Regions from separate parts of the Mus musculus genome. Here region 2 is linked to region 1. Evidence: chromatin loops called from intact Hi-C (ENCODE). Cell type or tissue: gastrocnemius. All regions are shown on one strand. Each heading gives the region's core, and the rest is flanking DNA. Links, peaks and the distances in the headings are about the cores only.

Region 1 (4,394 bases), core at 97-4,096:
AGATACTAATTGGAAGCTAAGGAGACCGTGTATTATTAAAAGGCTAAAAATATCTCCAGTTGGAAGGGGCAGATTGTAGAAGGGCTTGTGAGTGACGATTATTAAATAGTTAAGAGTGTGAGTAAGACAGATAGGCATTCATTCACTAAAATCTCTCATTGGAAAGAGTCAGAAAGGCAGTGTGCAGTGACACACGTGCCTGTGCCCGCACTGCATGTCAGGTGTTCCCAGACAGCAAGGCTAGAAGCACCTCCCCTGGGCTCTCACAGCACTCGTCAGAGACAGCAATTGTGTGTTATGTTTTCTTCCTGGATCTGTTTCTCTTTCCTTGTGTCCTGTGAGCTTTGGCAGGGCACAGTGGGAATTCCATACATCCCTCTGCAGCCCCAAGGTCTACATTAGCAAGCATTTCTTGAATAAGGAGAGGAAAGAGGGACCTCCAACCAGGCTTTCCAGGAAAACACTAGATTGAGGTAGAGGGAGGTGGAGGAAGGAAGAGGGTTTTTGGAGATCAGAAGAGGTGTATGCCTTGGCCGATACCACGGTCTCACATTGCAGAGACGCAAAGTAAGAAAATGATAAAACGTTATCTTTTTTGTGTTGGGAAATGGGAAACATTAGCAAGAGCCCTCTCTTGCGGGGGGAGCACAGTGGATCTGCAGGGGGTGAAACCTTCAAGCAGGCACTAATTAGGAAGCAGGGACATGGCGTGGTTTACAAAGGAAAAATTACAATAACAGCAAAATGGAGTTTGCATATATCCTTCTCACTTAGGAAGGAACATCATTTCTAAGAGAAGCAATACAGTAAATGGCAGGCACTCATCAGGAGAGTCAGGCTGATTGGCCAGAAGGAAATGCGGGGCAAGACATTAACCCATCAGAGAATGGAAGTGTGGCAGTGGGTGAAACTATGTTTCTGGAGAGTTGCGAAAGGCTGTGTGAGGTAAATATCTTCCCCTGAGAGACAACAGGGAAGAAAGGAGCCTGTAGAGGAGGCAAATTTCTACGTGTAAAGAGGCCTGGGGAAAGAGCTGGCCTCAATTCCTTTCTTCCCCCTGTGAAGGAAGTAACAAAATGAGCCACAGGACAGAGGAGGAGGAGCGGCAACAGTACTGAAGCCCGAGGAGCAACGGACATGTGGAGTAGGGACCTAGGTCAGCCCAGCAAGGGCTTGTAGGGCAGAGGTGGCCTCAGTGCATAGAGGTAAACATGTTGCTCTAGAAACGGGAGGCAGAGAGCCAGTGTTTGTCATCAAGGATGAACAGCAGCCAAGGCTGGTGACTGGTGGCAGGTTCTCAGCAGTACAGGGAAACGCTTGGGACCCATTGGGAACTAATTCATACTGAGTTCCCGAGACTGTCAGTATCTAGCTAGAGGGAGCCCTCCCCGCTACTCTGCAGATAGCTCCCAGCATCATGGTGAGTATGGGGGTTATGATTAGAAGGTGAAGTAGGGGGTGCTGGAGAGATAGCTCAGTGGTTAAGAGCACTGACTGTTCTTCCAGAGGTCCTGAGTTCAATTCCCAGCAACCATATGGTGTCTCACAACCATCTGTAATGGGATCCAATGCCCTCTTCTGGTGTTTCAGAAGAGAGCAATAGTGTACTCACATACATTAAATAAATAAATAAATAAATGAATAAATAAATAAATAAGAAGTGGGGGGGGGTCTCTGGGTGTATGTGCCTGTCAGTGTAATTACCTCCATGAGTTTATACTTTATATTCTTTTGTCTTGCTTCATTTTGAGACATGGTCTCACTATGTCGTTTTGGCTGTCCTAGAACTCACTGTGTAGACCAGGCTGGTCTCGAACTGACAAGAAACCTTCTTTCCTCTGCCTCCCAAGTGCTGGGATTCAAGGTCTAAGCCACCAGTGCCCAGCTCATTTTAATTTTTCTTTTACACTTTCAATTTTTTTCAGTGTTTCATTTTCTTCTTGTAACCAGGGTCTCATGTATGACCCTCCTGTCTCAGCCTCCCAAGTGCTGGGATTGATACTTTATTCATAGAAACAAATCTACATATCATCTACCTTAAAATGGAGTTGATATTGACTCGCACACAAACTTCTGAATCAGAGTAATTCTTCTGCAGGTGTTTGTAGTCATAAACACCTCCCAAGAGCAGTGTCAGTTAACAGAGGTATAAATGACCTACTTCTGGAAAGTGAGCGAGAAAAACAAAGCACACCTGTGAAAGGACTTGGGAATCTTAGAGACACATCTTTGGAGAGGTGATGACAGAGCCCCCACATGTAAAGATGCAGGTGGGGCCACAGGGCATGCCTAACATGTGGTCACTAGCAGCGGCAAATAAATAAGTGAATAAAACTGAAGTTGATACAGTGTCCTGGGCTGACTGCTAGCATGCAGGAGCAGAGCTTGGCCTGTGACCACTGTACCAGGGAGGAAGCATTTGGTCTCTTGGGTTAGCGCCAAGCCCACGAGTTTCCAGAAAGGCACAAGGCTAGCCAATCACAAGGAATTGGCTCTGCAAAGCAGAGATGGGCTGGGTCATGTGATAATGACAAGGCCACATAGGAGTGGGCCCCGGGATGCTGACTGTGCAGTTTGGGAGATAAAAAGGCATCACCAGCCAGCACCTGCATCAGCAAGGAGTCTACCAGCCCAGCATTCCAAGGACAGTTAAGTGTGAGATTAAAAGGTCTGCTCCATGGCCCGGTCCTTGTGCTTAGAGGTATCTAGAAGTTTTCTACTTACAGAAAAATCCCCACAAATTTAATTTCTGGAAGGGTCTCTCTGGCTAACACTGATACTTCCTGGCTAGTAATAAATGAAACATTTTCTTCTGTTACACTAACAGAATTATTATTTTTTTCTATAATTCTGTATTTAGGTTCTAAGCAAAGTAACTCAGAATCTTCTTTTTCCTGTTGCCATTGGCAGTGTTCCAACAGCGTGAGGCTGACCAACTGCAGATTAAGAAGTCTCACTGCTCAGATATGCCCACGGGTTTTGTGTGTCCAGTGTGTTATTAACAACTTGGTTACGTTTTATTAGCTGCTTTCCTACTTTTAACAATGCCCTTTAATTTACAAGGTAGTAAAAATTAAATGAGTAACTACAAACCTATCTAGTTTCTCAATAAAGAATTTATTTCAAAGCCGGATAGGGTGGCTCATAACTGTAATCCCAGCATTCGGAAGGATGAGGCTGAAGGATGGCTGTCAGTTTGAAGCCAGCCTGGGGTACCACAGTGAGCTGTAGACCAGCCCAAACCACGGACAGGGAGATAGGATCTCAACAAAAGAAGACAAAACAAAAGTTTATTTTAGTAACAGATGTATTGTGGCCAAAATATTTTAGCTGTGGAAACTAAGTTCGGTTGTTTTTAATATAATTTTAAAGACTTATTTATTATTATATGTAAGTACACTATAGCATCAGTTACACCAGAAGAGGGCGTCAGATCTCATTATGGATGGTTGTAAGCCACCATGTGGTTGCTGGGATTTGAACTCAGGACCTTCAGAAGAGCAGTCAGTGCTCTTAACCACTGAGCCATCTCTCCAGCTGGCTTTTTAATAGTGGAGAACTGATCAATGCTGCTGCATGCTGTTCTCTGCCTGGTGCCTGGAGAGACAATCAGCGGCCGTGGCTCTCAGCAGGTTTTGACAGCAATGAGCCAACCCTTGTGTTGTAAGAGGTTTCCCTGAGACTTCACTGTCACGGTCACTAGTGACAGCACTCCCAAAGTCATATTTATAAGAACTTTATCGGCGATCCTCTGCAGTCTTTGAGGCCGTGCTCGGACCCTTCTCATAGTCATGGTTGCACCTTATGAAATGGACCCAAGGGTATAACACTATGTTCTACGCTGCCTTGCATGGTGGAAACTGAGTGCCTAAGAGTCTGTAACTCTAAACTCAATACAGACCATTCAGTAAGACTGGCTGTAGCAACCCTACTGCACAATGAATTAAATTGTAGGCAGCACTTTGGGTAACTAAAGCACTAAGTACCATGGCCTCCAAACAAATCCAGTCTAGGGATGATGGCTATTAAGAACACAGTTCCAGTCCTGCTAGGTGCTGTGGTACCCCATGGCATGGCTGTCAGTCATCTTCACATTGACCACCTTATTTAAGAGATGGGAGTGTCTAGGTCTGGAAGGTTGTCTAGGTTTTACTTAGCAATCACAGAACTGAGCTTCCGTTCACATGTGATTCTTATTAGGCCAATAACTCACTGTGGTGGTTTGAGTATGCTTGGTCCAGGGAGTGGCCTTCTATGAGTAGGTAGCCTTGTTGGAGAAGGTTTTGGCCTTATTGGAGGAAGTGTGCCACTGCGAGAGTGGGCTCTGAGACTCTCCTCCGAGCTGCCTGAAGACAGTCTGTTCCTGGCTTCCTTTGGATGAAGATATAGAACTC
Region 2 (4,394 bases), core at 233-4,232, 65 kb before region 1:
CCAGCCTCGGGTGTGTGTGACCTTGCCTCAAAACAAGGTAAAAAGAGGTTATAAAGAAGTTATCTTTTTTGTTTGTTTGTTTGTTTGTTTGTTTGTTTCGAGACAGGGTTTCTCTGTGTAGTCCTGGCTGTCCTGGAACTCACTTTGTAGAACAGGCTGGCCTCAAACTCAGAAATCCGCCTGCCTCTGCCTCCCAAGTGCTGGGATTAAAGGTGTGCGCCACCACCACCCGGCAAGAAGTTATCTTTAAAGAGCCAGGCAGTGGTGGCCATGCCTTTAGATGCAGCACTTGGGAGGCAGAGGCAGGCAGATCTCTGAGTTGGAAGCCAGCCTGGTCTGCAAAGCAAGTTCCAGGACAGACAGAGCTACACAGAGAAACACCCTCCCCCAGTTTAAATTGAGGCTTAAACCCAGGGCCTCAAGCAAGTTTTCTTCCTCTCTACCATATTCCTAGCCCTTTGACCTTCCTCAATTTTATTTTATTCTTTTTAAAGCTTGACAATTTTATTAGCATTTAAAGGAAAAATCCCCAGGGCAGGCAAGCTGTAAATCTCAGCTGAATGTCTGTGCTCTCCAGCCTGACTCCTGGGGTACCCTGTGGTCAGAGAGGGCCCTTGAAATAAGACATTCCCAGCTTAGAATCTTGGTTCCATACTTCTGGCCCTGTCAGCCCTGACAATGTTCAGGAAACCTTGGATTAATTCTCCAGCAGGCGCAGGAGGCTGAGGCAGGAGGATTTCCAGAGTTAGAGGCCAGCCTGAGCTACATACAATGAGTTCTAGACGATCCTGGATTCAAAATAAGACCTTGTCTAATAATAATAATAATAATAATAATAATAATAATAATAATAAATTAGCAAAGAAAAAACAGACAAAAAACTAAATAGTTCTAAAAATCGGATATAATTTTTCTACCACACATAACCCTACTGCTTTAAAACTTGATTAATTACAACATTTGCTTTTAGATTAACAACAAAACCTTCCCCAGGCCTTCAGAACTAACTCTATAATGCAACAGACCTCCTCTCTTGCTTCCCTCGCCCCTGTACCCTCAACCTTCACCAGTGGGGACTTGGTACTTTTCAGTCTTTGGTTCCTGGACAGGGTATTTCTTTGAACTATAATATCCTTTCCCTGTCCCGGGGATGTTAAAGTCCAATCTGCCCTTTGACCCTCCTTGACCTTTACAATTGTCAACTCAGTGAGCCTTCTCTTTGTTTTGAATTTCCTGTCATGTTTGGTTACCCTTTTCCAAGGGCCCTTAGGGTCTTGTAATAACAACTTATCATTGCACACGTTATGACCCATAGTAATATCTTACATAGCTTGTTCTGCCGGTATTCTTGTCTCTAGTTCCCTCCCTCCCTCCCTCCCTCCCTCCCTCCCTCCCTCCCTCCCTCCCTCCCTCCCTCCTTCCCTTCTTCTCCTCCTCCCTCCCTTCCTTCCTTCCTTTTTTGAAACAGGGTTTCCTTTCCGTGTGAAGCCCTGGAATTTCATGGGGAGACCAGGCTGGCCTTGCATTCAAGAAATTCAATCTACCTGCCTCTGTCCTCCGAGATCAGACGAGATTGGGTACATTCGGGGTGGTATGGCCGGTAGAATGCCTCTGTCATCCATGTGCTAAGATTAAAGGCATGTGCCACCAGATCTGGCTCTCTTTACAATAGCTACTAATGACAGTAAAAGTGATTTTTAACTGTTTTGTTGTGACAACCCATTGCATTGCTTGATCTTCAATTTGGTTTGTTTTTTGTTTGTTTGCTTTCGTTTTCTTTTTTGGGGGGACAGGGTGTCTCTCTGTAGCCTTTGTTGCCCTGAAACACACTCTGTAGATCAGGCGGTCCTCAAACTCACAGAGATCCGCCTGCCTCTGCCTCCTCAGTGCTGGGATTAAAGGCAGCATTCTCCGCCACTGCCTGGCAATCCACTGATCTTTAAAGGATCTGGGTTCTAGTCTCAGCACACACATGGCGGCTTACAATCACCTGTTAGCTCTAGTTCTGGCAGATCTGATGCCCTCTCCTGGCCTCCTCAGGCAACTGCAGGGATATGAACATACCACCAGGCACACAAATGTAGAAAACAGAGCTTAAAAATTAGGTCTACAGGGGCTGGAGAGATGGCTCAGCAGTTAAGAGCAATGGCTGCTCTTCCAGAGGTCCTGGGTTCAACTCCCAGCAACCACATGATGGCTCACAGCTATCTGTAATGGGATCCGATGCCCTCTTCTGGTGTGTCTGAGGACAGCTAAGTGTATAAATGAAATAAATAAATCTTTAAAAAAAATTAGGTCTACAAGAAGACAAAAGACATCGAATTAACATAAACAAAAATTGAAATATGAAAATCAAGAGACAAGTGAAAATCAACAAATATGTCTAGAATTCCCTTCTCTTCATGGACTATCAATGGTTGTAGGGACATGGAACAAAACATAGCTTTGTGCCTTAACTTTTGCAGGTTGAGAACAGTTGTTGTCAGCAACTGCACAGAGGTGAATTTTATCAAGTTGGTTTCTCTCCAAACGATCTGGAGCAGTGTCTTTACAAACTGTTGCTTTAATTTCTTTCTTTCTTTCTTTCTTTCTTTCTTTCTTTCTTTCTTTCTTTCTTTCCTTCCTTCCTTCCTTCCTTCTTTGGGGAGGGACTTTTTGTTGTGTGGAATGTTCTCGTTTATAAGTTTGTGAACGCATTTGGGTCCTTTCATGTATCTTATTAGAACTCTTTACATTCCAAACAGCAACAGCAGGCTCCTTTTCCATGCTGGAGAGTGAACTCAGGACTTTACATGTGATGGTCAAGTGCTGTCACTGAATTCTTGGGTTTGTCTTTTAATTTTAAAAAAATTTAATAAAAAACTTAGATGTATTATTTAATATTTTATAGCCATGAGCATTTTGCCTGAATGTTGTGTGTATGTATGTGTGTGTCTGTGTATATATGTATGTGTGTATGTATATATATATATATATATATATATATATGTATATGTGTGTGTGTATATATATGTGTGTGTGTGTGTATATATATATATATATATATATATATATATATATATATATATATATATATATGTGTGTGTGTGTGTATGTGTGTATACACACACACACACACACACACACACACACCCCGTATGTGGCTGCTGTCCATGGAGGTCATAAGGGGGCATCAGGCCAGGGCTACACAGAGAAACCTTATCCCAAAAACCCAAAACAAACAAACAAACAAACAAAAAGTCCATCAGATCTTCTGGGGTTGGAGTCACAGATGGCTGAGAGCCAACAGGTGGTCTCTGGGAATGGAACCCTGGTCCTCCGCAAGAGCAGCAGGTGCTCTTCAGAGTCGAGCCAACTGTCCACCCCTTAATTTTTTTTCCAAAAGCAGATTTGTTTAATTCTACGTGTATGAGCATTTGCTGACACGACTCTGCCTGTCTGCGACCCAGTGTAGTCAGGAGAGAGCATTGGATCCCCTGGAGCTGGAGTTAGAGGTGGTTGTGAGCCACCACGTGCTGCTGGGAACTGAACCTGGGTCCTTTGTGAAAGCAGCCAGCGCTCTTAGCAGCCGAGCCTTCTCTCCAGTCCCTCAGTTCTTGGTGCTTTGAGGCAAGGCATCACTGTATAGCCTCGGCTGGTTCTGAGGCCTGTATGTAGCTGAGACTGGCCTCGAACCCCCAAATTCTAGAATAACAGCATGCCCCACAATAGCTTTCTACATGATGTCATATGTGCAGCAACAGCAATGGTTTCTGAGGATAAAATACAGTTTTTCCTGCATATCAGATATTTTTTTAAAAAAACCAAAAACCATAAACTCCCTAAATGCGCTGCTTTTCTTGGGTAGAATATTCACTTTGAATTTAAAATATGTTATTGGATTCAAAGAATTCTACCTAGGTTTCAGACTCAGATAAAACCAGTTTAGACATGCATAAAAATCCCCCAGCCTAACGGGAAGGGTGAGCGGGAGGGGGCTCCCAGGCTGGAGCTGGTAGAACTCAGAATGAGCCGAGTCAGCCACAGAACCCAGAAAGAATCTGCTGCCCTGTGTCATCTGCATCCAAACCCTGATGGCTCTCATCCAGGCTGTGGGGCCAGGTTGCAGCTTTCTCCCGCCCCCAGGTCTGGCTCCTGCTTTGTATACTTGGTGACCAAAGCATCCAAGTCCTTGGGATTTATTGGAGCTGATGGCTTTGGGGAACACGTATTTTTCCCTCTCAACTCCAAACACCAAAAGGCATTTCTTTCAACACGCCAGGGGGAAAATAGCAACTAAGAAAATCAACAGTCGTCTCTCAGGCAGAAGAATGGATTTGGGGAGGTTTGTCTCCACAGACCCTGCCTATCTTTTAAAAAGAGCAGCCATATTTTTTTTTCTTTCAACTTTATTA

The links. Peaks named below come from ENCODE experiments on the same cell type or tissue, not always from the same donor. Only the 100,000 strongest peaks of a DNase experiment are listed, where the experiment ranks them.
Region 2: it touches region 1 in a loop (2.7-fold over the local background); 1 of 42 quality-filtered maps calls a loop at or near these places.

What each region holds. Positions count from the first base shown.
Region 1 is chr5:149,134,721-149,139,114 of GRCm38, forward strand. The region is part of intron 1 of Mm2pr (macrophage M2 polarization regulator); the gene reads right to left. Among named protein-coding and RNA genes, the nearest start is that of Gm42788, 7.3 kb to the right of the region's middle. In gastrocnemius, for the core only: no CTCF peak of the experiment used is centred there; a DNase peak (open chromatin) is centred at 2,438.
Region 2 is chr5:149,069,708-149,074,101 of GRCm38, forward strand. No RefSeq gene overlaps it. Among named protein-coding and RNA genes, the nearest start is that of Gm30078, 4.1 kb to the left of the region's middle. In gastrocnemius, for the core only: a CTCF peak has its summit at 2,069 (motif pointing left); a DNase peak (open chromatin) is centred at 4,083.